Linked DNA regions of Homo sapiens: region 1 is linked to region 2. The links are chromatin loops, found by intact Hi-C in ENCODE. Cell type or tissue: CD4-positive, alpha-beta T cell. All regions are shown on one strand. Each heading gives the region's core, and the rest is flanking DNA. Links, peaks and the distances in the headings are about the cores only.

The links. Peaks named below come from ENCODE experiments on the same cell type or tissue, not always from the same donor. Only the 100,000 strongest peaks of a DNase experiment are listed, where the experiment ranks them.
Region 1: a loop joins it to region 2, with 3 times the contacts of the local background. A loop is called at or near these places in 10 of 110 quality-filtered maps.

Annotation. Positions count from the first base shown.
Region 1 is chr9:136,778,508-136,790,550 of GRCh38, forward strand. It overlaps the pseudogene ATP6V1G1P3. Among named protein-coding and RNA genes, the nearest start is that of TMEM141, 6.8 kb to the right of the region's middle. RefSeq lists a cis regulatory region at 9,196-9,495 and an enhancer at 9,403-9,562. In CD4-positive, alpha-beta T cell, for the core only: CTCF peaks have their summits at 9,289 (motif pointing right) and 9,489; a DNase peak (open chromatin) is centred at 9,334.
Region 2 is chr9:136,482,071-136,494,113 of GRCh38, forward strand. It overlaps SEC16A (SEC16 homolog A, endoplasmic reticulum export factor), which reads right to left and starts at 970. Exons shown (of 32, transcript NM_014866.2): 1 at 868-970. It overlaps C9orf163 (chromosome 9 putative open reading frame 163), which reads left to right and starts at 1,425. Exons shown (of 1, transcript NR_172629.1): 1 at 1,425-3,997. RefSeq lists enhancers at 118-863, 1,609-2,353 and silencers at 593-912, 1,143-1,252, 1,323-1,502, 1,653-2,082, 6,791-6,840. In CD4-positive, alpha-beta T cell, for the core only: CTCF peaks have their summits at 6,727 (motif pointing right) and 6,927; DNase peaks (open chromatin) are centred at 4,373, 4,896 and 6,751.

The DNA.
Region 1 (12,043 bases), core at 6,895-11,894, 300 kb after region 2:
CAGCTCCCCGACCCTCAAACTGGATCAACACCGGCTCCTCCAGGGTTTCCAGCTCCCCAACCCTCAAACTGGATCAACACCGGCTCCTCCTCAGTCTCCAGCTCCGTGACCCTCAAACTGGATCAACACCGGCTCCTCCTCAGTCTCCAGCTCCCCGACCCTCAAACTGGATCAACACCAGCTCCTCCAGGGTCTCCAGTTCCCCGACCCTCAAACTGGATCAACACCAGGTCCTCCAGAGTCTCCAGCTCCCCGACCCTCAAACTGGATCAACACCAGCTCCTCCAGGGTCTCCAGCTCCCCAACTCTCAAACTGGATCAACACCGGCTCCTCCAGGGTCTCCAGCTCCCCGACCCTCAAACTGGATCAACACTGGCTCCTCCAGGGTCTCCAGCTCCCCGACCCTCAAACTGGATCAACACTGGCTCCTCCTCAGTCTCCAGCTCCGTGACCCTCCAACTGGATCAACACCAGCTCCTCCAGGGTCTCCAGCTCCCCGACCCTCAAACTGGATCAACACTGGCTCCTCCCCAGGCCTCCAGCTCCGTGACCCTCAAACTAGATCAACACCAGCTCCTCCAGGGTCTCCAGCTCCCCAACGCTCAAACTAGATCAACACTGGCTCCTCCAGGGTCTCCAGCTCCCCAATGCTCAAACTAGATCAACACCAGCTCCTCCAGGGTCTCCAGCTCCCCAACCCTCAAACTAGATCAACACCGGCTCCTCCTCAGGTCTCCAGCTCCCCGACCCTCAAACTGGATCAACACCAGCTCCTCCAGGGTCTCCAGCTCCCCAATGCTCAAACTAGATCAACACCGGCTCCTCCTCAGGTCTCCAGCTCTGCGACCCTCAAACTAGAACAACAACACCATCTCCTCCCCGTCTCTCCTACTTGCATGTCCATTTATAGGCTCTCTGCAAGAAGAAAAATATGGCTTTTTTTGCCCGAACCTGCAGGCAGTCAGACCTTATGGTTGTCTTCCCTTGTTCCCTAAACATTGCTGTTATTCTGTTCTTTTTCAAGGTGCACTGATTTCATATTGTTCAAACATACATGTTTTACAATCAATTTGTACAGTTAACACAATTATCACAGTGGTCCTGAGGTGACTTACATCCTCAGTTTACAAAGATAACAGGAGTAAGTGACTAAAGTAAAGACAGGCATAAGAAATTGTAAAAGTATTATTTGGGAACTGACAAATGTCCATGAAATCTTCACAATTTGTGTTCTTCTGCTGCGGCTCCAGCTGGTCCCTCCATTCGGGGTCCCTGACTTCCTGCAACATGCTGGCATGCACCTGTAGTCCCAGCTACTCAGGAGGCTGAGGCAGAGAATTGTTTGAACCTGGGAGGTAGAGGTTGCAGTGAGCCAAGATCGCTGCCACTACACTCCAGCCTGGGCCACAGAGCGAGACTCCGTCTCAAAAAAAAAAGAAAGAACTGGAGGCTGACACAGGCCAAAGAAGCAGCTCAGGCTGAAATTGAACAGTACCACCTGCAGAGGGAGAAAGAGTTGAAAGCCAAGGAAGCTGCGGCACTGGAATCCATGGCACTGGCAGCACCAAAGTGGAGAAGGAGACCCAGGAGAAGATGACCATCCTCCAGACCTACTTTCCTCACAACAGGGATGAAGTCTGGGATAACCTCTTGGCTTTTGTCTGTGACATTCAGCCAGAAATGCATGAAAACTACCGCATAAATGGATAGAAGAAGAGAAGCACCTGTTCTTTGGATAGGCATTTTAGATGCCCTCATGAAATATGAAGCTTTAGCATAGCTCTAGTTATAGTCTTATGAAATTATGAAGGGGACCTGCCCCTCCACACCTGCGGGTATTTCTCACCAGGTGGAGATGAGAGACTGAGAAAACAAATAAGACACAAAGACAAAGTATAAGGGAAGAAAAGTGGGCCCAGGGGACCGGCACTCAGCAAGTGAGGAACTGCACCGACGCTGGTCTCTGAGTTCCTCAGTATTTATTGATCACTAGCTCTACTATCTCGGTGAGGGGGACATGGCAGGACTATAGGGTAATGGTGGGCAGAGGGTCAGCAGGAAAACATGAGCAAAGGACTCTGTGTCATAAATAAGTTTAGGGAAAGGTGCTGTGCCTGGATGTGCACGTAGGCCAGGTTTATGTCTGACTTTACACAAACCTCTCAGTGCAGTAAAGAGCAGTATTGCCGCCAGCATGTCTCACCTCCAGCCATGGGGCAGTTTTCTCCTATCTCAGTAAACAGAATGTATGATTGGGCTTTACACCAAGACATTCCATTCCCAGGGATGAGCAGGAGACAGATGCCTTCCTCTTATCTCAACTGCAAAGAGGCCTTCCTCTTTCACTAATCCTCCTCAGTACAGACCCTTTATGGGTGTCAGCCTGGGGGACGATCAGGTCTTTCCCTTCCCATGAGGCCATATCTCAGGCTGTCTCAGTGGGGGGAGACCTGGACAATACGCAGGCTTTCTTGGGCAGAGGTCCCTGCGGCTTTCCGCAGTGCACTGTGTCCCTGGTTAATGGAGAATGGAGAATGGCGATGACTTTTACCAAGCATACTGCCTGCAAACACATTGTTAACAAAGCACATGCTGTATAGCCCTAAATCCCTCAAACCTTGAGTTAACACAGCACATGTTTCTGTGAGTACAGGGTTGGGGCTAAGGTTACAGATTAACAGCATGTCAAAGCAGAAGAATTTTTCTTAATACAGATCAAAATGGAGTTTCTTATGTCTTCCTTTTTCTACATAGACACAGTAACAGTCTGACCTCTCTTTCCCCCACATTTCCCCCTTTTCTTTTTGACAAAACCACCATCATCATCATGGCCCATTCTCGATGGTCGCTGTCTCTTCGGAGCTGTTGGGTACAGCTGCAGACTGACAACAGACAGAAGCATTAACACGAAATTTACGATAGCGGAACTTCCGAGGGTTTTAACCCAAGTGACAGGGTTAAGACTTGTGAGGCCGGCTGGGCACGGTGGCTCACGCCTGTAATCCCAGCACTTTGGGAGGCCAAGGTGGGTGGATCACGAGGTCAGGAGATTGAGACCATCCTGGCTAACAGAGTGAAACCCTGTCTCTACTAAAAAAATACAAAAAAATTGGCTGGGCGTGGTGGCAGGCGCCTGTAGTCCCAGCTACTCAGGAGGCTGAGGCAGGAGAATGGCATGAACCTGGGAGGTGGAGCTTGCAGTGAGCCGAGATAGTGCCACTGCACTCCAGCCTGGGCGACAAAGTGAGACTCCGTCTAAAAAAAAGAGAGAGAGAGAGACTTGTGAGGCCATCAGCAACTCCCGCAATTGCCTCAGTTCCTGGTACCAAATTTAAATGGGCTTTTGATGCTTCAAAAATTTGTTCTTTTAATATCACCATTCTGTTCATCTGGCGAGTCAATGGTGCTCAATTGCGGTGTCTCTGTCTCCACGGAGGCGTTTTTCTTTGCATCTCCGATGGGTTCATTGTAGAACTTTAAATGTCTAGTGGGTATCCAAACAGGAAGCTGATTTTCTCCTGGTGAAACACAAGCAAAACCTCTCCCTCACGTTACCACCTTCCCTATTTCCCATGTCTTATTTTTGTTGTCTTTCCACCAAATTAGTTTTCCTTCATGTGGGCTGTTCTTTTTACCAGTAAGATGTTGTTCTGCAGAGGTAGTAGTCTGATTTCTATAAAGGTTTAAAAAATTTAAAGTATAGAGTGCTAGGTTAAGTTGCATCTGAAGAGTGATATACTCCGTACTGTCTCCCTCTTTTCTTTGTTTAACCAATTGAGTTTTCGGTGTTCTATTAGTTCTTTCAACTATGGCCTGTCATTGGGAATTATAGGGAATTCCTGTTGTACGTGCAATTTTCCACTGATTCAAGAATTTTTGGAAAGCTTTACTATAGTATCCTGGTCCATTGTCAGTTTTAATTTTTTCTGGAACTCCTATGACAGCAAAAAAAGAAAAATAAATGTCTTTTAACATGGGAAGTACTTTCTCCTGTCTGTCAGGTTGCCCACATGAAATGTGAATAAGTATCAACTGTTACATGAACATATGACAATCTTCCAAATGAAGGAACATGCGTGACATCCATTTGCCATAACGCATTAGGACGCAGACCTCTGGGATTAACTCCTGCCTCCTGAGTGGGCAGGTGTAGGGCTTGACACCAGGTGCAGTGTTGTGCAATACTTTTTGCCTGTTTCCATGTGATATTAAATTTATTTTTTAAACCTGTTGCATTTACATGACTCAAAGCATGAAGTTCTTGTGCTTTTGTGAATGCAGATGATACCAGTAAGTCAGCTTGCTCATTTGCTTTAGTTAAAGGCCCTGGTAAATTAGTGTGTTCTCAAATATGAGTAATATAAAATGGGAGATTTCTTCTTCTCACAGTTTGTTGTAATAAATTGAACGGCTGGTTTAACTGATCATCCATGCTATGTTTGATTAGGGCTGTCTCAATATCCCTTGTGGCCTGTACTACAGATGCAGAATCTGATACAATATTAATAGGCTGATTAAAATCTTGTAACACTGTAATGACGGCAACCAACTCTGCTCTTTGAGCCGAATGATATTGAGTTTCAAGGCCTCCTTCTTTTGGCCCAGTGTAAGCTGCTTTTCCATTGCTGGAACCATCAATAAACACAGTCAGATCATTTTCTAAAGGTTTATGTCTGGTAATTTTAGGTAAAATCCAAGTAGTCAGTTTTAAAAACTGGAAGATGTTTGTTTTTGGGTAATGATTATCAATAATTCCCACAAAATCAGCAAGACCAGTCTGCCATGCACTAGAATTGATAAAGGCTTGTCTAAACTGTTCCTCGTTTAAAGGAACAATGATTTGTCTGGGTCACTTCCACACAATTAGATTATTCGTAATCTTGCCTGACCAATTAATGTAGCCATTTGATCCAAGTACAATGTAAAAATCTTAACTGTACTGTGAGGAAGGAATGACCACTCCACAAGATCTGTATTTTGAACAATGATGCCTGTTGGAGAATGTGCAGTAGCAAAAATCAAAAGTTGGAGTGGAGCCAAGGGATCTAGTCTATTTACTTGTGCTGATCGAATTTTCTTCAAATAATTTGGAGTGCAGTGGTGCGATCTCGGCTCACTGCAAGCTCCGCCTCCCGGGTTCATGCCATTCTCCTGCCTCAGCCTCCCAAGTAGCTGGGACTACAGGCACCCGCCACTGCGCCCGGCTAATTTTTTGTATTTTTAGTAGAGCTGGTGTTGCACCGTGTTAGCCAGGATGGTCTCGATCTCCTGACCTCGTGATCCACCCACCTTGGCCTCCCAAAGTGCTGGGATTACAGGTGTGAGCCACCGTGCCCGGCCTCATTTAATATTTTTAATGTATCTTTTCTTATTTCTATTTTTTGTGGTTTAATTTTTCTATTTTCTACCTGTATCCCTAAATAATGAAAAGGAGTTGTTGTTTGAATTTTATCAGATGCTATCATCAGTCCTGCGTTGGCAACCTCTGCTTGTAGAAATGTGTAACAGTCAGTTAATTTATCTCTCATTTCTGAAGCACATAGAATATCATCTACATAATGAACAATATAACAGTCTGGAAACTTGTCTCTAACTAGTTGAAGAGCTTGACCTACAAAAGTCAGACAAATAGCTGGGCTGTTTAACATTTCCTGAGGTAACACTTTCCACTGAAACCTGGTGGCTGGTTCCTTATTATTTATGGCTGGTATAGTATAAGCAAATTTTTCAAAATCCTGCTTCACCAGAGGAATGGTAAAAAAAAGCAATCCTTCAGATCAATTATAATTAAAGGCCAATCTTTGAGGATCATGGCTGGAGAGGGCCATGAGGGCCAGAGAGGGCGGGTTGGAGAGGCCCCCATGGGTTGAATTATGGCGTTAATGGCTCTTAAATCATTTAGCATTCGCCATCTGCCGGATTTTTTCTGAATTACAAACACAGGAGAATTCCAAGGCGAGAATGAAGGCTCAATATGTCCCTTTTCTAATTGTTCCTTTGCTAATAAATGTAAAGCCTCCAGTTTTTGTTTTGGTAGCAGCCATTGATCTACCCATACAGGTTTTTCTGCTTTCCAAGTTAATGGAATGGGTTTTGGAGGCTGTACAGTGGCCGTCCCTAAAAAGGATAACCTATTCCCTTTTTTTCCTTGATTTCCCTCAGCCTCAATTGGGACTTCAATACCATTTTCACTCTTTCCTAGTCCGTTTTCTGGTACATGTCCCATTTCAGTCATGATTTTTTGACTCATGGGGCTGGATAATGGAGCGGGCATACTGATTTCCATACTCCATTGTTGTAATAAATCTCAACCCCACAGATTAACAGGAATTGGAGTAATCATTGGCTGAGCAGTACTTTTTTGATTATCTGGCCCTAAACAATGTAAAATCATAGTACTTTGATACACTTCTGAGGCAGTGCCTACGCCCACCAAACTTGCAGCCATCTTTTGGCCAATTTCTTGGCCACTGATGCAAAACAATGATAGAGACATCCGCCCCAGTGTAGGGTCCAGCCCTACAGGACCTTGTGGGTTTCCTCTTCATGTGCAGAGATGAGAGATTGTAGAAAGAAAGACATGAGACTAAGGGATAGTAGGAAAGACAGCTGGGCCCTGGGGCCACTACCACCAATGCGCGGAGTCCGGTAGTGGCCCCGAAGGCCTGGATGCACTGCTATTTATTGTATACAAGGCAAGGGGGCAGGGTAAGGAGTGTGAGTCACCTCAAGTGATTGATAAGGACAAGCAAGTCAAGTGTCCACATGACAAGGGGACTTTCCCTTTGTGGTAGCTGAAGCAGAGAGGGAGGACAGCAGACGTTAGCATATCTTCTATGCACTTATCAGAGAGATCAAAGACTCTAATACTTTCGCTAATTCTGCTACTGCTATCTTCTAAGAACTTAAGAGAAGCAGCAGGTGTACAGGCAGAATATGAAAGTGGACAAGGAGCATGACCACTGAAGCACCACAGGGAGACGTTGAAGCCTCCGATGACTGCGGGCAGGCCTGGGGAATGTCAGGTCCCCCACAAGAACTGGTGGAGCAGAGTGCTCGCTAACTCTCCCAGGGAAAGGGAGACTCCCTTTCCTGGTCTGCTAAGTAACGGGTGCCTTCCAGGCGCTGGCGCTACCGCCAGGCCAAGGTCCGCTGAGTAACGGGTGCCTTCCCAGGCACTGGCGCTACCGCCAGGCCAAGGTCTGCTGAGTAATGGGTGCCTTCCCAGGTGCTGGCGCTACCGCCAGGCCAAGGTCTGCTGAGTAACGGGTGCCTTCCCAGGCACTGGCGCTACCGCTAGACCAAGGTCCGCTGAGTAACGGGTGCCTTCCCAGGTGCTGGTGCTACCACTAGACCAAGGAGCCCTCAAGCAGCCCTTATCTGGGCGTGACAGAGAGCTCACACTCTTGTCTTCTGGTCACTTCTCACAATGTCCCTTCAGCTCCTAACTCTGTATGGCCTAGTTTTTCTTTGGTTATAATAATAATACAAAGGTTAATACAGAAAACTAATGATTGATAATATCCATATATAATCATCTCTATATCCTATTTCGAATATAACTTTCTCTTTTCCTAACTATTTTCTTGATTATACTGGAACAGCTTGTGCCTTCAGTCTCGTGTCTCGGCGCCTGGGTGGCTTTCCGCCCACACCCCAGGGTCTACTAACCCTTCAAACTGTTTTCCCTGAATAATGGCCTTACACACAGGTCTGCTTTCTGAGACCTGACTTGCCCAATATGCAGCCTTTCCTGCCAGATCAGTGCTCCCAAACCCTCCTGTTCTTTTTGTCTCACTGTTTCCAACCTTAATATAAGGCAGGAGTAATAATTGAGCAATTCCGTCTCCTGGACGGGCACTCCAAGGAATTGAGGAGCTAATAACCAATTGAATTTCACCTTTGTAATCTGTATCAACCACACCAGTATGAATTTGAACTCCCTTTAGATTTAAACTTGATCTTCCTAAGATGAGTCCTACAGTCCCCTCGGGCAGTGGGCCGTATACCCCTGAGGGGATTTTTTGTGGGGGCTCCCCTGGAAGCAGAGAGACTGCTGGTATAACACATAAATCTACTGCTGCACTGCCGCTTGTGGCGGGGGACAATTGTTGTATTGTGGTAACTGGCCCGTTCCCTGAGGCACTTGTGACAGTGGAGGTTGTTGTCCCTGAAAACCCTGAGGAACAAAAGGCTGAATCGGGAACGCCCCAGTTTGTTGCGAGGCCTGAGGCTGGCCCCTCTTCCAGTTTTCCGACAATGGTTGCCCATTTTTATCAAATTTAGAACGACATTGATTAGCCCAATGTTTTCCTTTTCCACATCTTGGACACAGGCCAGGTGGCTCTTTATTTTTGGCTGTAGTAGTTTGATTTGTTATATTCTGTTTATTTAAGACTGGGCAATTCTTTTCTAAATGACCAATTTGACCACAATTATAACATTTTCCCTCAAATGTTCTAACTTGTCCTCCTAAAGCAACCCCAGTTTTTGCTGGAGCCATTAGCATAGCTTTATGCATAGCCCCTCCAATTCCATCATAGGCTTTTACATACTCTGAGACTACATCTGACCCTGCTGGGACATTCCCTTTTAATGGCTTAATGGCTGATTGACACTCAGGATTGTCGTTTTCGTATGCCATCAACTCCACTATGACCTTACGGGCATTCTCATTGGCCATTGACTTTTGAGCAGCATCTTGGAGCCTTGCCACAAAATCAGGGTAGGGCTCTTTAGAGCCTTGTCTTATTGTATTGAATGAGGGGCAGGTGGTTCCCGGGTCTTGGATTTTTTTCCCAGGCTCTAAGGCAGATAGCTCTAACTTGCTCAATGGCCACATATTGTATTATTGCTTGTTGATTAGTAGTGCTCCAATTTTGACCTGTTCCTAATACTTGATCTGCATCTGTGTTAACTGGAGGATTGGCAGCCCTATTTTTTCGGACCTGTTCTTGTGTCCCATCAATCCACCAGGTCTTAAATTGTAAAAATTGAGGTGAGAGTGATGATTTGGCCAAAATCTCCCAATCATAAGGAATGAGTCTATGTCCATGAGCAGTGGAATCTAATAATGTTCTTATATAAGGGGAGTTGGGTCCATACTGTTTTACTCCCTCTTTCATGTCTTTTAGCATTTTCATAGAAAAGGACCCATTTCTGGCATCAGCTCGGGGAGGCGCTCCCTCTTGGGCCCCTCTTCCAGGTGGTATGGGTTCTAATATTACCGGGGTCTGCCACGCGTCAGTATCCCCTTGTTTTGTCTTTTCAATAATTTTATGTAATGCACGACCCTGTCCACTAGGTGGTGCTGTAGGATTACGTCTCATAGTGGGCGGCTGCGGCTATAGCGCCCTGCCCTGCGGTGCTGGAAACATCCTGGCCATCCATACTGATACTCTGGGGGCGGCCGATACTGAAGTTTGGCTGGCGGCCAGTATTGATAGGCTACCGGCAGTTGGGTCTTATTTTCTACCAGCTGATATTGTGGATACTGCATCTGGATTGGCATTGCTGGGATAGAGACTCTTTCCTTTTCTATTTGATATTCTCTTGGGGTTTGTACTTGTCTAACCTGCATTTGAGGTTGTAATGTTACAGGCATCTGAACCGCGGGAGGAGGAGTTGATGGCCATCGTGGTTTAGACTCTGATGGCCCCAATAATTCTGGACCTTTTCCCCCCAATTTTAGTGGTCCAGAATATATTACCTCCTGTAATTGATTGTAGTCAACATTTTGCGCTGACCGAGGCATTACAGACTCTGCTACATATTTACAATGTGAACTTTCCGTTCCTTTCTCGAATTCTGTCCCTGCCTCTTCTTCACAATCTATTACACAGCTTTCAGGGGCATCAGAAACTGAAACGCTATCTTCTCCTGTTTGAAATGATTCTAAAGCTGCTTTAATAATGGCCCAATCATTCCATACTGTAAGTGGGATGATTTTACCTTCCCTATTTGCTTGCTTTAATTCTTTGCCAATTTTTTCCCAATCTTTTAGATCTAAAGTTCCTTGTTTTGGAAACCATGGGCAGAATTGTTCTATTGTTTGAAATAGTGTAATTAGATTTTCTGTAGAGGCTCTAACTCCCCCTCTTCTTAAAAAAATTTTAATGAAGCTGAGATAAGAGGCATATTTACTTTCAGTTTGTCCCATTGTTACCCTGGGTTCCTCCGAGTGCACAAGCTTACCGCGAAGCTGACCACGGACGTACTCGTTTTGTCCTAAACTATCACACCATAGCGTATCTTCACCTTACAGAACGGAACCCACGATGGGTGCCAGATGAAGGGGGCCTGCCCCTCCACACCTGTGGGTATTTCTCACAAGGTGGAGACGAGAGACTGAGAAAAGGAAATAAGACACAAAGTATAAAGGAAGAAAAGTGGGCCCAGGGGACCGGCGCTCAGCAAGTGCGGACCCACGCCAGCACTGGTCTCTGAGTTTCCTCAGTATTTATTGATCACTAGCTCTACTATCTCGGCGACGGGGATGTGGCAGGACTATAGGGTAATGGTGGGGAGAAGGTCAGCAGGAAAACATGAGCAAAGGACTCTGTGTCATAAATAAGTTTAAGGAAAGGTGCTGTGCCTGGATGTGCACGTAGGCCAGGTTTATGTTTGACTTTACACAAACATCTCAGTGCAGTAAAGAGCAGTATTGCCGCCAGCATGTCTCACCTCCAGCCACAGGGCGGTTTTCTCTTATCTCAGTAAATAGAATGTACGGTTGGGTTTTACACCAAGACATTCCATTCCCAGGGACGAGCAGGAGACAGATGCCTTCCTCTTATCTCAACTGCAAAGAGGCCTCCCTCTTTCACTAATCCTCCTCAGCACAGACCCTTTATGGTTGTCAGCCTGGGGGACGGTAAGGCCTTTCCCTTCCCACGAGGCCATATCTCAGGCTGTCTCAGTGGGGGGAAACCTGGACAATACGCAGGCTTTCTTGGGCAGAGGTCCCTGCGGCTTTCCGCAGTGCACTGTGTCCCTGGTTAATGGAGAATGGAGAATGGTGATGACTTTTACCAAGCGTACTGCCTGCAAACACATTGTTAACAAGGCACATCCTGCACGGCCCTAAATCCCCTAAACCTTGAGTCAATACAGCACATGTTCCTGTGAGCACAGGGTTGGGGCTAAGGTTACAGATTAACAGCATTTCAAAGCAGAATAATTTTTCTTAGTACAGATCAAAATGGAGTTTCTTATGTCTTCCTTTTTCTACACAGACACAGTAACAGTCTGATCTCTCTTTTCCCCACAAATGGCATTAAATTATTTCCATATATTATAGAGTAGGTCCTTCCACATTTTGAAGAGTAGCAAATCTAGCTTTTTTGTACAGACTTATAAATTATCTAAAGACTTCAGCCTTTTTTTTTTTTTTGAAACAGAGTCTCACTCTGTCGCCCAGGCTGGAGTGCAGTGGCACGATCTTGGCTCCCTGCAACCTCCACCTCCCAGGTTCAAGTGATTCTCCTGCCTCAGCCTCCCCAGTACCTGGGATTATAGGCACCTGCCACCACGCCCGGCTAATTTTTGTATTTTTAGTAGAGACGGGGTTTCACCATCTTGGCCAGGCTAGTATTTAACTCCTGACCTTGTGATCCACCTGCCTCGGCCTCCCAAGGTGCTGGGATTACAGGCGTAAGCCACCGCACCTGGCCAAGATTTCATCTTTTTACCTCATATTTCTTAGGAATTTAATGGTTATATGTTGTCTTTTTTCCCATGCCTTTTGGCTCAAGCAACACGTATATCAGTGTTGACTTTTTCTTTCTTTGATCTAGTTTAAAAAAAAAAACCACATAATAATTCTTTGAAGAAAGGAAGGGGTTAATTTTTTTCCCTAGCACTTTCTTGAAGATCAGGGACTTTATCGATGAAAAAGTAGTAAATAGTTATTTGTAACCTGTGTGAAGCAGCAGCCTGACTTGAAGTCCTCCGTTCTTGCTAATGGTTACACCAGTGAATACTAGTGGAATTGTTTGGGCTGATTTTAGTTTCTCTTAATCAAAATTACTAGATGATAGAATT
Region 2 (12,043 bases), core at 4,319-9,318:
TTAACAGTAAACGAGGAACAAGGAACAAGAAAGACACGCTATTTTGCCTCTTGTCTACAAGATACCAGCACCTGAAACTTAAGAAAGGGGATGAGGAAAAAACGCAGGGAGGCTGCATTGTGCTGAAACTTGCAAAAGTATCACTTCTAGGAAGAACCGTCTGCGGTTCCGTTTGCTTCGTATTGCCACATGGGGGATGGGAAATACCTCTTTGGTTAACATCGGCATCACACATGTAAAACAAAATCTTAATATACAATCCACACCCAACTTACAAGCCATTTAAAAGTGTTCTTAAGCGGCAAAAACTGACTTTAAATGGCTCTGATGTTTCTGAAGGCTCTACTGTAACACTTCCATCACAAAGGGGCGAGCCGGATCACACACACTCCTCTAACCCTCGGCCTCTGTTGCAACATCCTGATCGCCCAATCAAGAAATTACAAACAAACAACTCTGCTCTTTGGTTCAAATGTAAATGTGTCTCTTCACCAGCATCGCTAAGGAAGCCTTCTAGCCGGTGAGGACAAGACACGCTCATTTGAAAAGTTAAGAGTCTTACGAGGGGTGCCTGGGGGTCCAGCCTCCCGCCCCGGGAACCGGCGTCACCGCAGCCCAGCCGGGTCCACGTCAGTCCCTCGAGTCCCACGGCGGCCCGCGCCGCGTCCGGCCTTCCGCTCTGGCCCGGGGGCCCGGACGTCTGTCCCCTCGACCGGCCCCGGCGGGACCCGAGATGCACCGCCCGCTCGGGGCTGGGCCCAGCCGCCTCCTCTCCTCCGCGCCCCGACCTCCACGGCCTGGCTCCGCCGGCCGGCCTCCGCCTTCCTCCTCCCGCGCTCGCCCCCTCACCCGCGCTCGCCCCCTCACCCGCGCGGCTGAGACCGATCCCTCAGGAGCCGCGGGCGAAAGCCCACCCGACGCTGGCGACGAGCACAGACACCTCAGCCGCCGCAGCCATCTTGGCACATCCGGCTCGGGTCTCCGCGGCCGCCGCGCCGCCGACGTGTCCGGCTTACGACATCAGCGCGCGCCCCGCCCCTGGCCCCGCCCCTCGGCTCGTCGGCCCAGACGCGTTCTCTTTCAGCCCTTCACAGCCCATCCCTCGGCCCCGCCCCTCGCCGGCGTCCGTCCTCCCCGCCTCATCCCTCTGTCCCGCCCCCTCTGCCCCCGCCCCTCGCCGGCGTCCGTTCTTCCCCGCCTCATTCTTTCGTCCCGCCCCCCGCCCGTCTTCCACGCCTTATCCTGTAGTTCCCGCTCCCCTTGGCCCCGCCCCTCTTCCGTCGTTCCTCGCCTCATTCTTTCGTCCCGCCCCCTTAGCCCCGCCCGTCGTCCGTCTTTCTCCGCCTCATCCTGTCGTTCCCGCCCCTTTGGCCCCGCCCCTCGGCCGTCCTTCCCCGCCCGTGGCCCCGCCCCCCTCCGGCGTCCGTCTGCCGCCTCACCGCTTGGCCCCGCCCCTCGCCACCTGCCCGGCCAGGCGCGCCGGGGCCGTCCCAGTACGTCGCCCTGTTTACGCTGGCTCTTTCTCCCAGTCTTTTTTCGTTTTAAGATGTGAGAAGAGATGGGATTCTTCAATCAAGGCCACAAGCGGGAAATCAGTCTGCAGGACCGATGCCAGCAGGCTCACGCACCGAGAACGGCTACTCCGCCCAGCTGAGAAGCGCGGGGCCCTGACGCGGGCGCGCTCCTCGCATTCTTCCGTTGGGCTGGGAGGCTGGAGGGCAGGCGGCGGCGGCCGCGCATGCGCCGGGAGCGGCCGGAGCTGCGGGACGCGGAGGGCCGACTGCGCCTGCGCGCTGGTTGCCTGGTTACGGCGTGGCCGCGGGCACCGAGCGGCGCCGGAAGTTGGTCGATGGCTGCCGCCAGTCCCTGGCCAGCGTCCTGGGGTTTCCCCGACGCATCCTCTACTGTCCCTTCGCTCTGCACAGAGGCCCGGGCAGGGAGGGGCGGCCCGGCCACCGCGCGGAGCCGGGTGTCCGCCGACTCGCAAGGGGGACGCGCGGGCTCCTCGTCCCCAAGCTCCGCCCTGCGCCTTTGCTGCGCCGGGCCCTCCCAGGCCCACCCTGGCCCCAGCCCTGCTGTCCTCCCGGGGAGGTGCGGCCTACTCGGTTCGTTCCCCCGGCCGCCAGCCCCACAGGGGCGCTGGGGTCCCAGCCTTGGCTGAGTGCACGTCGGTGGCGAGTGGGCCCGGGCGCTCGGGCGGCCAGAGCGACCCAGCGGAGGGGTGAGGCGGGTAGGCGCTCCTGTGCCTGCCACGGCCAGGCCAGGCAGCATCCACGCCCTCCCGCGGAAGATCGCAGGGAACAGGTGGGCACTATCCTCTGTGCCCTCATTTTTCGGAGGAGCCGAGGGAGGCTGAGCGGTTGAGGAAGCGGCCAGCCATGCCGGGCCCACTCACCTGCACACCTGCCTGGCAAGGGCAGGGAAGAGCCGCGGCCTTCCTCTGCTGCTCCTTCCAGAGGGCAGGCGCCGTGGTGGGGGTGCCCGCCCGATGGCATCGCGGGAGGCTGAGCTCCCAGCAGCGGCTGAGGTCCTCCCTGGGTGGGAGCCACCCTTGTCCCCAGCTGGGCCGGCGGCTGGTGAGGGAGGGGGTGATATCCGTGCCACGCCAGCAGGGCCGCAGGCGGTGCAGGGAGAGCTTCAGTCCGGCTGACGTGGCACCAGGGCCAATCTGCTCAGCTAACATTTGCCTTTCAGGAGTCAGATTCCTGACCTGTTTGAACAGAGTTAGGGAGCACGTGGTAGGGCCCAGCCCCAGCCCCGCTGCCCCCATCTGCTTCTTCCCAGTGGTCGAGGCGCTCTGCACCCTCCGCGGAAGGAGGTGTCATTGTTTGCCCTTTCCAAAGAGGGGGATGCAGAGGTGGATGCTGCCTCTCAGGCGTGGGGCTCGCCTTTTGCCGCTCGCGAGTTCAAAGAACCCAAGAGCCAGGAGCCCAGGGCTCGACCCTCTAGGGTCCTCCGAAACCCTGTGGTCCCACCGGGGTGGGCACTAAGCTATGGGAGAGACCATAGCTGCAGAAACCAACCCTGCCCTAGGCATAAAATGCAAGGTCTCTGGACCTCAGGGCAGGGATGTTAGACAGCGGCTTCTGTTGGCTCCTAGGGGTGTGAATCACCACATCACCTGCAGGGGGCGCGGCTGTCTTTCTTCCCCCTCTTCTCCCTAATCCTGAGTGCACGGAGACAGCTCTCAGCAGTTTGTAGCCTGATGTGGAGTGGAGGGTTCCTGCACCCTACACCCGAGCCCATCCAGCCTCTGGGCCATAGACCCTTCCGTTGAAGGCCCAGCCTGCCCCTGAGACGCTGTGTGCCCTTTTTCAACTTCCTTAGTCTCTGAGCATCAGGTCTTCATCTCTAAGATAGAGCAAGATGAGCACCTAAACGTTTCAGGGCTGAAATGGGGTTGCCAGGACAACAAGCATGGCAGGGGCGAATGGGGACATCAGGTGACTGACTGCGAGCCAGCAGAGGCCTCCACCCAGTGCTGGGAGGTGTCCCGCCGGTGGTGGCCATCACTATTCCTGGTGGGGCTTTGCTGCTTTTGCCTGCAGCATCCGCTGGTTTCTCCATTCTCCAAGTCTCTGCCCCTGCTCACACCTGGAGGCTGGACACAAGTGTCACCACTTCCCTGAACCCCCCTAGGTGGGCTGGAATCAGCATCTGGTGCAAAGCTCTGTGACCACTGCTGTACCACATTATGCAGAGCACACAGGACAGGCTGGTGCACCTCCAGGCTGTGCCAGGAAACCCGCTGCCTTTGCGTCACCACAGCCTTGGTCACAGCGTGACCTTGGTGCCTCCGACGGGTCAGCTCCTCCCATTAGCCATGCTGTCCAGCACGGGGGCCGCTGGTGCTTGCTGTGAGACTGAGCTGGGCTCTGAGTGTAAACTACATGGTAGGTTGTGAAGGATGCAAATATCGAATCAATCATTTTTTATTGCATATTAAAATGACAATATCTTGGATGTATCAGATTAAACAAAATACTATTTAATTTTATTTCACCTGTTTCTTTTGTTTTTGACATAGCTGCTGGGAAATGTAAAACTCCACATGGGGCTGGTGTTACATTTCCACTGGACAGTGTTGGTCTAGAAGGCAGGCACTCAGCACCCCTAGCCTGTGCTTATAGCCTCCTATGATAGGGGCCTGAAATGCCAGAGGCTGATGGGTGGACCTGGCTCTTTGCTGACAACTGGCGGGCCAGTGGCGGTCCTCCAGGGAGCCCCCAGCAGAGCAGCAGTCTCAGTGAACGCAGGACGGCCCCTCACTGTGAGCTTCTGCTCCTCTTTCCTACCTGGTGTAAAATAGCAGTGGCGAGTATGTCTGGGTGCTTGTGGAGGTTTACTGGGCAGGCCTGCTCCCTGCCGGACACTGTCCTCAGCCCCTGACACAGACCCTTAGTCCTGGACGCTGAAGCTGGAGGCTTGGCCTGGAGAGAGGAAGGGGCAGTCTCTGTGAGACGGTTAGCTGGGTGGTCCAGGCAAAAAAACATATGAAGGCCTCCAAGGTGGAGAGCACTGACACGGAGCTCTTCCTGGAGGAGGAGGGAATAGGGCTGGGAAGCTGGAATCAGGGGAGAGGAAGCAGATCTGGAGGCAGGGTCCGTAGAGTTTGTTCTGTGGCGTTTGTTCATCAGGCCCCTGCAGGGGTTCCCTGTCAGCATGCCACCAGGCTGGCCAGAGGGTGGGCCAGGCTTCCTCTTCTTACCCTCATAGAGGAGAGGAAGTCACCTCTGTGAGGGGAAGGCCAGACCCCCAGGGCCATGGTGGGCAGTGTGGAGGGAGCTTCAGTCCCACTCACTTCCATGCACAAGGCCTGCCAAGCACACAGCATAGGGTCCGCAAACATGCTCACCACGCTGCCACCCCCTTCCCGTGTTCTACTCACCTCTGAGCCCCACCCTAACCTGGAGTGCTCGCCCGGTGTGCTCGCCAGGGGTGTGCAGCGAGACAGCACTGTCCACTTTCTAGGCCTTCCCAGGGCTGACATGAGGCTGAAGGTGCATCCCCGCCCTGGCACATGTGCCCTTGCTCTCGGCTGCTGGGGAATGGGTCCCACAGCGCCTCCTCCCAGCACAGGCAAAGGCATCTCCTTTTGGGCGCCCACCTGGCTAGCAGAGCACAGGTAAGATGGCTCCAGCAATGGTGGGCTAACTACCGTGTGTCCAGCTGTACTGCAAGCTTCCAGAAGTCAGAGACCCTCAGCCACTACCCAGGTGTTCAGCCTTGGGCAAGCTACCTGGCCTTTCCAAGCCTCTGCCTCCTCCCCTGTAAAAGAAGGTGACAGCCTTGCCCTTTCCCGGCCTCCTGCAAGGACTTCCTGGACCTGACCTCACAGGGTGGCAAGCGTATCCTCCACACCAGGCCTCCCCGGAGGCACAGGGCACATTGACGGCATTGCCAGCAGCCTCGTTACTGCAGGAGCGTCATGCTCCTCATCTCCAGCATCTTCAAGCATGTTGGGCACATAGCAGGTCTCAGAGAACATTTTTCTGGAATCATTGAGCCAAGTACTTACCATGTAAGGTGCTAAAAAGCACTAGGAATGAAGCAGAAAGCTCAAGGCTGATGTCGATGTCACAGTAACCTGGGACCGCAGGCCCCCAGGGCCACAGGAGGAACTGCTGGCTGTCCTTGAGCTGAGGCAGGGTCTTGGTAAGCTCACGAGTCCTCTATCCCCAAACCATGCACAGATGTCTGCTGAGTCCCTGCTGTACCCCAGGCACTGCTAGGAGCTGGGCTGTGGCCGTGAGACAGACAAGCCCAGACTCTGCCTCCGGGGAACATGGATGCTGGCTGGCCACAGAGGTGCCCATACAGAGGGCACCATGCAGTGTCTGCTGGGGACAGGCAGGAGGAGAAGGAGCATTTCTGGCTGAAGTGAACAGTCCACATGAGGCTTCTGCGGGGTGAGCGGCCAGTGGGCGTAGGCTAGTGTGGACTCTGTAGGCTTGCTAAGAGACCCGCAGGTGGTGTCTGGAAGTATAGGAAGCTTCCAGAGGCTTTTCAGCCAGGAGCGATGCAACCAGTTTGGGCCCCAAAGGCTCTCCAGGTTAGGGTTCGAGCTAGGGGCTAGGGAGAGCCAGGGCCCAGGAGGCAGCCTTGGGTGGCCTAGGAGAAAGAGGCGCTGAACCCAGGAGAGTCCCCAAGAACCCGGGAGAGTCCCCGAGGGCACAACCCCAGCACAGCACGGGGTTCACACACAGCAGGCAGGAGACAGTCCTGAGCATTGAGTGATGATTTAAGTGGTGGACATGGACTTGGTGGCCTGGGGACTGTAGATAGGGAAGAGAAAAGGGCCCGGGTGGAGCTGGGAAGAGCTCCAGTATTCGATGCCAGGCCAGTCGTGGCATTAACTCCTGGCAAAGTATCCGATGCCAGGCTGGCCATGGTATTGACTCCTGGCAAAGTGGCCCAACAACCCCCTTCTCCCCTCTGAGCAGCCGTCTCCCTGTCTGAAAAGTCACCAGGCTGGATGGCATCAACTCTACAGGCCTTCCTGCTCCTCTGAGGGCAGGTGACTCCTCGTGGTTTGACACGGACCGGGAATCACATAGCCCTGGCTCAGTGAATGGGCGAACTTGGCTAAGTCGCCTAACCTCTTTGAGCCCCAGCTTCCTCATGTGTAAAACAGGATAATAGCAGTGTCGCGGGGGATGGCCCTGGGCGTGGGGTGAGGGCCATTTCTGCCCTGTGGTCACTCGGGAGGACCTGTGGGGCGCTGGCAGAGCAGTGCCACCAGGGGGAGGCAGAGAGCCGCCTCTGAGTCGGCCAAAGTAACAGGTGCACGCTTGCCAGGTGAGGTTGCTCCCATCTGTCGTCTCAGCATTTTGGGAGGCCAAAGTGGGAGGATCACTTGAACCTAGGGGTTTGAGACCAGCCTGGGCAACATAGCAAGATTCCATCTCCACAAAAAGAAAAAAAAGTAAAGTTATACACTTTTCTTTTTTTTTTTTGAGACCGAGTCTCACTGTATCCCCCAGGCTGGAGTGCAGTGGTGCAATCTCAGCTCACTGCAACCTCCTCCTTCCGAATTCAAGCAATTCTCCTGCCTCAGCCCCCCCAAGTAGCTGAGATTCTAGGTGCCCACCATGGTGCCCAGCTAATTTTTGTATTTTTAGTGGAGAGGGGGGTTTCACCAGTTGACCAGGCTGGTGTGGAACTCCTGACCACAGGTGATCCTCTCGCCTCGGCCTCCCGAAGTGCTGGGATGACAGGTGTGAGCCACCACGCCTGGCCGTAGTTATAACTTTTCTAAGGTTCATTTTATTAAATGGAAAAATGCCAAACAGAACGACAAAGGCTGTGGTAGAATGTGCACGTTTGTGTGGACCCAGGGCACATTTTCACCAGAAAATCCCGTGCGATAGAGTGGAAGATATACCAAAAGCCACAGCAAATATCACGCGTGACTCCGCAGAAAATTATAGATTCCTAACAAACACTGAGAGTGTGTCCTGTGCTGTAAGGTCCAGGGATGGGCCACAAGTTCAAGGTTGTGTGAAGAACAACGGAAACCCACCTCTGAGGCCCTGGGCACCTGGCACCTGTCGTGTTGGGCATGAATAAAGCTTCGCAGCTCAGTCCTGCAATCTCCATGAGCCTAGACTTGTCCATCTTAAAATGTAGACGGTTAGGACACCTGCTGAAGGGGCCGCCAGGCTTAACTGTGCCAACACGGCATGCAGGTGGAGAACAAAGAATGCGATTGAAAACCTCCTAACGATAACAAGAGCTGTTCCCTTTCTGAGCCCTCACCCCATGCCCAGCGTGCACCAGCAGCTCACCATCGCAGGCCCAGGGCCAGCACCCAGGTCCCCACTTGACCCACGAGGACACTGAGGTACAGCAACAGCCAGGACAGCAGCCGCCAGGTGGAAAGCAAAGACACAAAGCAGCCAGATCGGGAGTCACGTCGGGGCAGGCGACTGAGGCGCCACCCAGCCACCTTCAAGATGCAGATTGAAGAACAGCCTTTCCCAAAGCTCGCTCACTCACTGACCCTGCGTCTTCGTCTGCAAAGCCTGAGTAACGTGGGAGGCCCTGCAACGCCCCCTCTGAGAGACCTCCACTAACGCCAGCACTTTTTTTTTTTTTTTTTTTTTTTTTTTTTTTTTTTGTGAGAGTGTCTTGCTCTGTCGCCCAGGCTGGAGTGCAGAGGCATGATCTCTGCTCACTGCAAGCTCCGCCTCCCAGGTTCACGCCATTCTCCTGCCTCAGCCTCCCAAGTAGCTAGGACTACAGGCGCCTGCCACCACGCCCGGCTAATTTTTTGTATTTTTTAGTAGAGACGGGGTTTCACCGTGTTAGCCAGGATGGTCTCAATCTCCTGACCTTGTGATCCACCCGCCTCAGCCTCCCAAAGTGCTGGGATTACAGGCGTGAGCCACCACGCCTGGCCAACGCCAGCACTTTCAACGCACCGGGACCAAGCTGGACCCGGTTTTGTTTTGAAACACTTTTACTTTTGCAGACGAATACGTCGGTGTCCCACCAGGAACCGCTGCTGGTGGATGCTCACCACGGGAAACAGCCGCGTGACGCTCCCCCTTGTCTGCCTCTGCCCAGTGCTGCCCCCTCCAGCAGAGCTCCTCATGTGTGGTTCGTGGATTTGGGTCCACGATGAGATAAGGAGCCACACAGAACGAAATCAGTCCACCGCTGAGCACGCAGTTGAGCCCCACGGACACCCTTTGCAAGTGAGACTTTTGGGATGAAGGCAGCACAGGCCTGTCGATCCCTGGAGCAGCCCGGGGGCTACGGCACCGTGCTTCCCTCTTGGATGGAGGCAGCCCTGCCTGCCGGGGGCCTGATTTGTGGGCCCTGATGAGTTGGTGCCTCCGGGCTCTTGGGACCCTCCTTTGCTCTATCCAGAGGGACGCAGCGCCACACTCGGGGTTCACGCCGGCAGCGGCGTGGAGTGAGTCACCAGGCTGAAGATACACTTGGTGTTTTCCTGCGCTGGGTGGAACTGTCTGGAGCCCCCTTGGCATCCTGCTGAAGAGTCCGAATCTGGACGTGAGCCTCCTGGAGATACTGAACACCTTTTAAAGTGTGGCCAGGCCCAATCTAGGGTGCTGTGAGTGTACTGTACATCCTGGGTTTCAAAGACACAGTACCAAAAACAAACAAACAAAAAGAATATAAAACATCTCATTCACGGCCGGGCGTGGTGGCTTACGCCTATAATCCCAGCACTTTGGGAGGCCGAGGTGGGCCGATCACGAGGTCAAGAGATCAAGACCAGCCTGGCCAACATGGTGAAACCCCCTCTCTACTAAAAATACAAAAATTAGCTGGGCGTGGTGGCAGGTGCCTGTAATCCCAGCTACTCGGGAGGCTGAGGCAGGAGAATCGCTTGAACCCGGGAGGCGGAAGTTGCAGTGAGCTGAGATCGCACCACTGCACTCCAGCCTGGGTGACAGAGGGAGACTCTGTCTCAAAAAACAAAAAACAACAAAAAAAAACTCATTCACTTTTTATGTTGTGTTAAAATAATATTTTTGATATATTGGATTAACTAAGCTGTAGTATTAATATACACTTTGCCTGTTTCTTTTTACCTTTTTAATGTGGCTACTGAAATATTTAAAGTTGCATATGTGGCCAGGCGCAGTGGCCCACACCTGTAATCCCAGCACTCTGGGAGGCCAAGGTGAGGAGAGGACTGCATGAGCTCAGGAGTTCGAGACCAACCTGGGCAACAAAGTGAGACCCCATCTCTGCAAAAAATAACAAAAAAATTGGGTGGGTGAGGTGGTGTGCACCTGTAATCCCAGCTGCTAGAGAGACCAAGGTGGGAGGATCACCTGGGCCCAGGAGGTTGAGGCTGCAATAAGCTATCATGGCACCACTGCACTCCAGCCTGGGTGACAGAGCAAGACCCTGTCTCAAAAACTTTTTTTAATTAAAAAAAAAAAATAACATATTGAGGTGAGACTCACAGAACCTAAAATTAACCACTTTAAAGTGTACGAGTTAGGCCAGGTGCAGTGGCTCACGCCTGTAACCTCAGCACTTTAAGAGGCCGAGGCGGGTGGATCACTTGAGATCAGGAGTTTGAAACCAGCCTGGCCAACATGGTGAAACCCAATCTCTACTAAAAATACAAAAAAATTAGCCGGGTGTGGTGGTAGGGGCCTGTAATCCCAGTTACTTTGGAGGCTGAGGCAGGAGAATCACTTGAACACAGAGGCGGAGGTTGCAGTGAGCCAAGATCACGCCACCACATTCCAGCCTGGGTGACAGAGCGAGACTCCGTCTCAAAAAAAAAAAAAAAAAGTGTCCGCGTTATTGGCATTTAGTGCACTCGAAGGGCTGTGCACGCACCACCTCTCCCTGGGCCCAGAACATTTGCGTCACTCCAAAGTAAAACCCCGGGCCGTCTTCATCCACGTCCCTACAAAGGACATGAACTCATCATTTTTTATGGCTGCATAGTATTCCATGGTATATATGTGCCACATTTTCTTAATCTAGTCTATCATTGTTGGACATTTGGGTTGGTTCCAAGTCTTTGCTATTGTGAACAGTGCCACAATAAACTAAAACTTAAAGTATAAAAACAAAACAAAACAAAAAAAAACCCCGGGCCGTTTAGCAGCCACTCCCCTTTCCTCCTCCCCCCGGCTCTGGGAACCATCAATCTACTTTCTGTCTCCATGGGTTCGGTGACCACAGGCACCCCATAGAAATGGAGTCACTGCACCTGCGGCCCTTTGCGGCCGGCACCCTTCACTGAGCACCGTGCTTCCAAGGCTTGTCCGCATGGTGGGTGTCAGCGCCTCCTTTTCTACGGTGGAATCATATTCCCTCGTGCGCATTCGTCAGGGTTCTTCCGGCAAGCGGAGCCCATAAGACGTGCCACTGGAGAGGTTATTGCAGGGAATTGGCCACACGACCTCGAGGCCTGCAGTTCCCAGGGTCTGCAGTTGCAGGCAGGAGGCCTGATGGCGTTGCGAGTCCGAAGGCCGGTGGGCTCCAGGCCCAGGAAGAGCCCACGTTTTCAGTCCAAGTCTGAAGGCAGGAAAAGACCAATGTCCAGTGCAAGCGGTTGGGTGGGAGGACCCCTGGCACTCGGCCTATTGTTCTCCCCAGGCCTCAGCGGACCGCACGGGGCCCACCCACACTGGGGAGGGCGGACTGCCTTACCCGGGCTGTGGATGCAAATGCGAACCTCATCCAGAACACCTCAGAGACACACTCCGTTTGGCGAAATGGCCCGGCCAAGCTGACACTAAGGTTCACCGTCACAGCAGACGGTTTTGCTGACCCGTCGTTGGCAGTGGACGCTCAGGCTGTCTGTGGCTGTACTGAGTGATGCCGGGACAGCAAGTGGCCACGTGCGTTTGTTTGAGTCCCTGTTTTCACTTCTTTCGGACAGACCCCCAGGAGTGGAATTTCAGGGTGCTGGGAGTTTTATGGGCAGGACTCCGGCTGGGTCACCCCCTTTGAAGACAAGAGTCAGGCCACTCACTGCAGTTCCACGGTGGCCCCTCCTGGTCCTGGTGCCCAGCGCTGGCTGGCAGACGCAGCCCCCAGCCATAGTAGAGGCCTCGGGCTCACATCCCTCCTTGGAGAGACTGGGCCCAGGGCAGGCAGTGCTTTGCAATCCAAAGAGGGATCTCAGACTCCCCACCGCTCTGGTTTGAAGCCACTGGCCTGCCCTGAAGGTCTGGGGCTGGGCAGAGGCCCAGGCAGTGGGGAGAGAAGGGGCCCACCCTTGTGTGAGGCTGGCAGCTCTATTCAGGGGCAGGGCCCCAGGACCAGGCCGCCTCTGCCTCGCTCAGCCAGTTCCTTAGGATCACACAACTTTCCAGACTCTGCCACGACCCATGCTGCCCTGCTCATAGGCTTCGACAGCTCCCTTTGCCCTCCTATAGGGGCCAGAGTCCTCCCTGTGGTCTCCAGCCCGTAGAGGGGTCATGCCACTGCCTCAAGGCCCTCCCTATGCAGCCCCCTGCCTGCTGCAGAGCTCCCTGAGGGGCTGTCCCCAGGATGGCTGGGTGGGACCTTCATCCCTCCGAGGCTGAGAGGAGAAGAG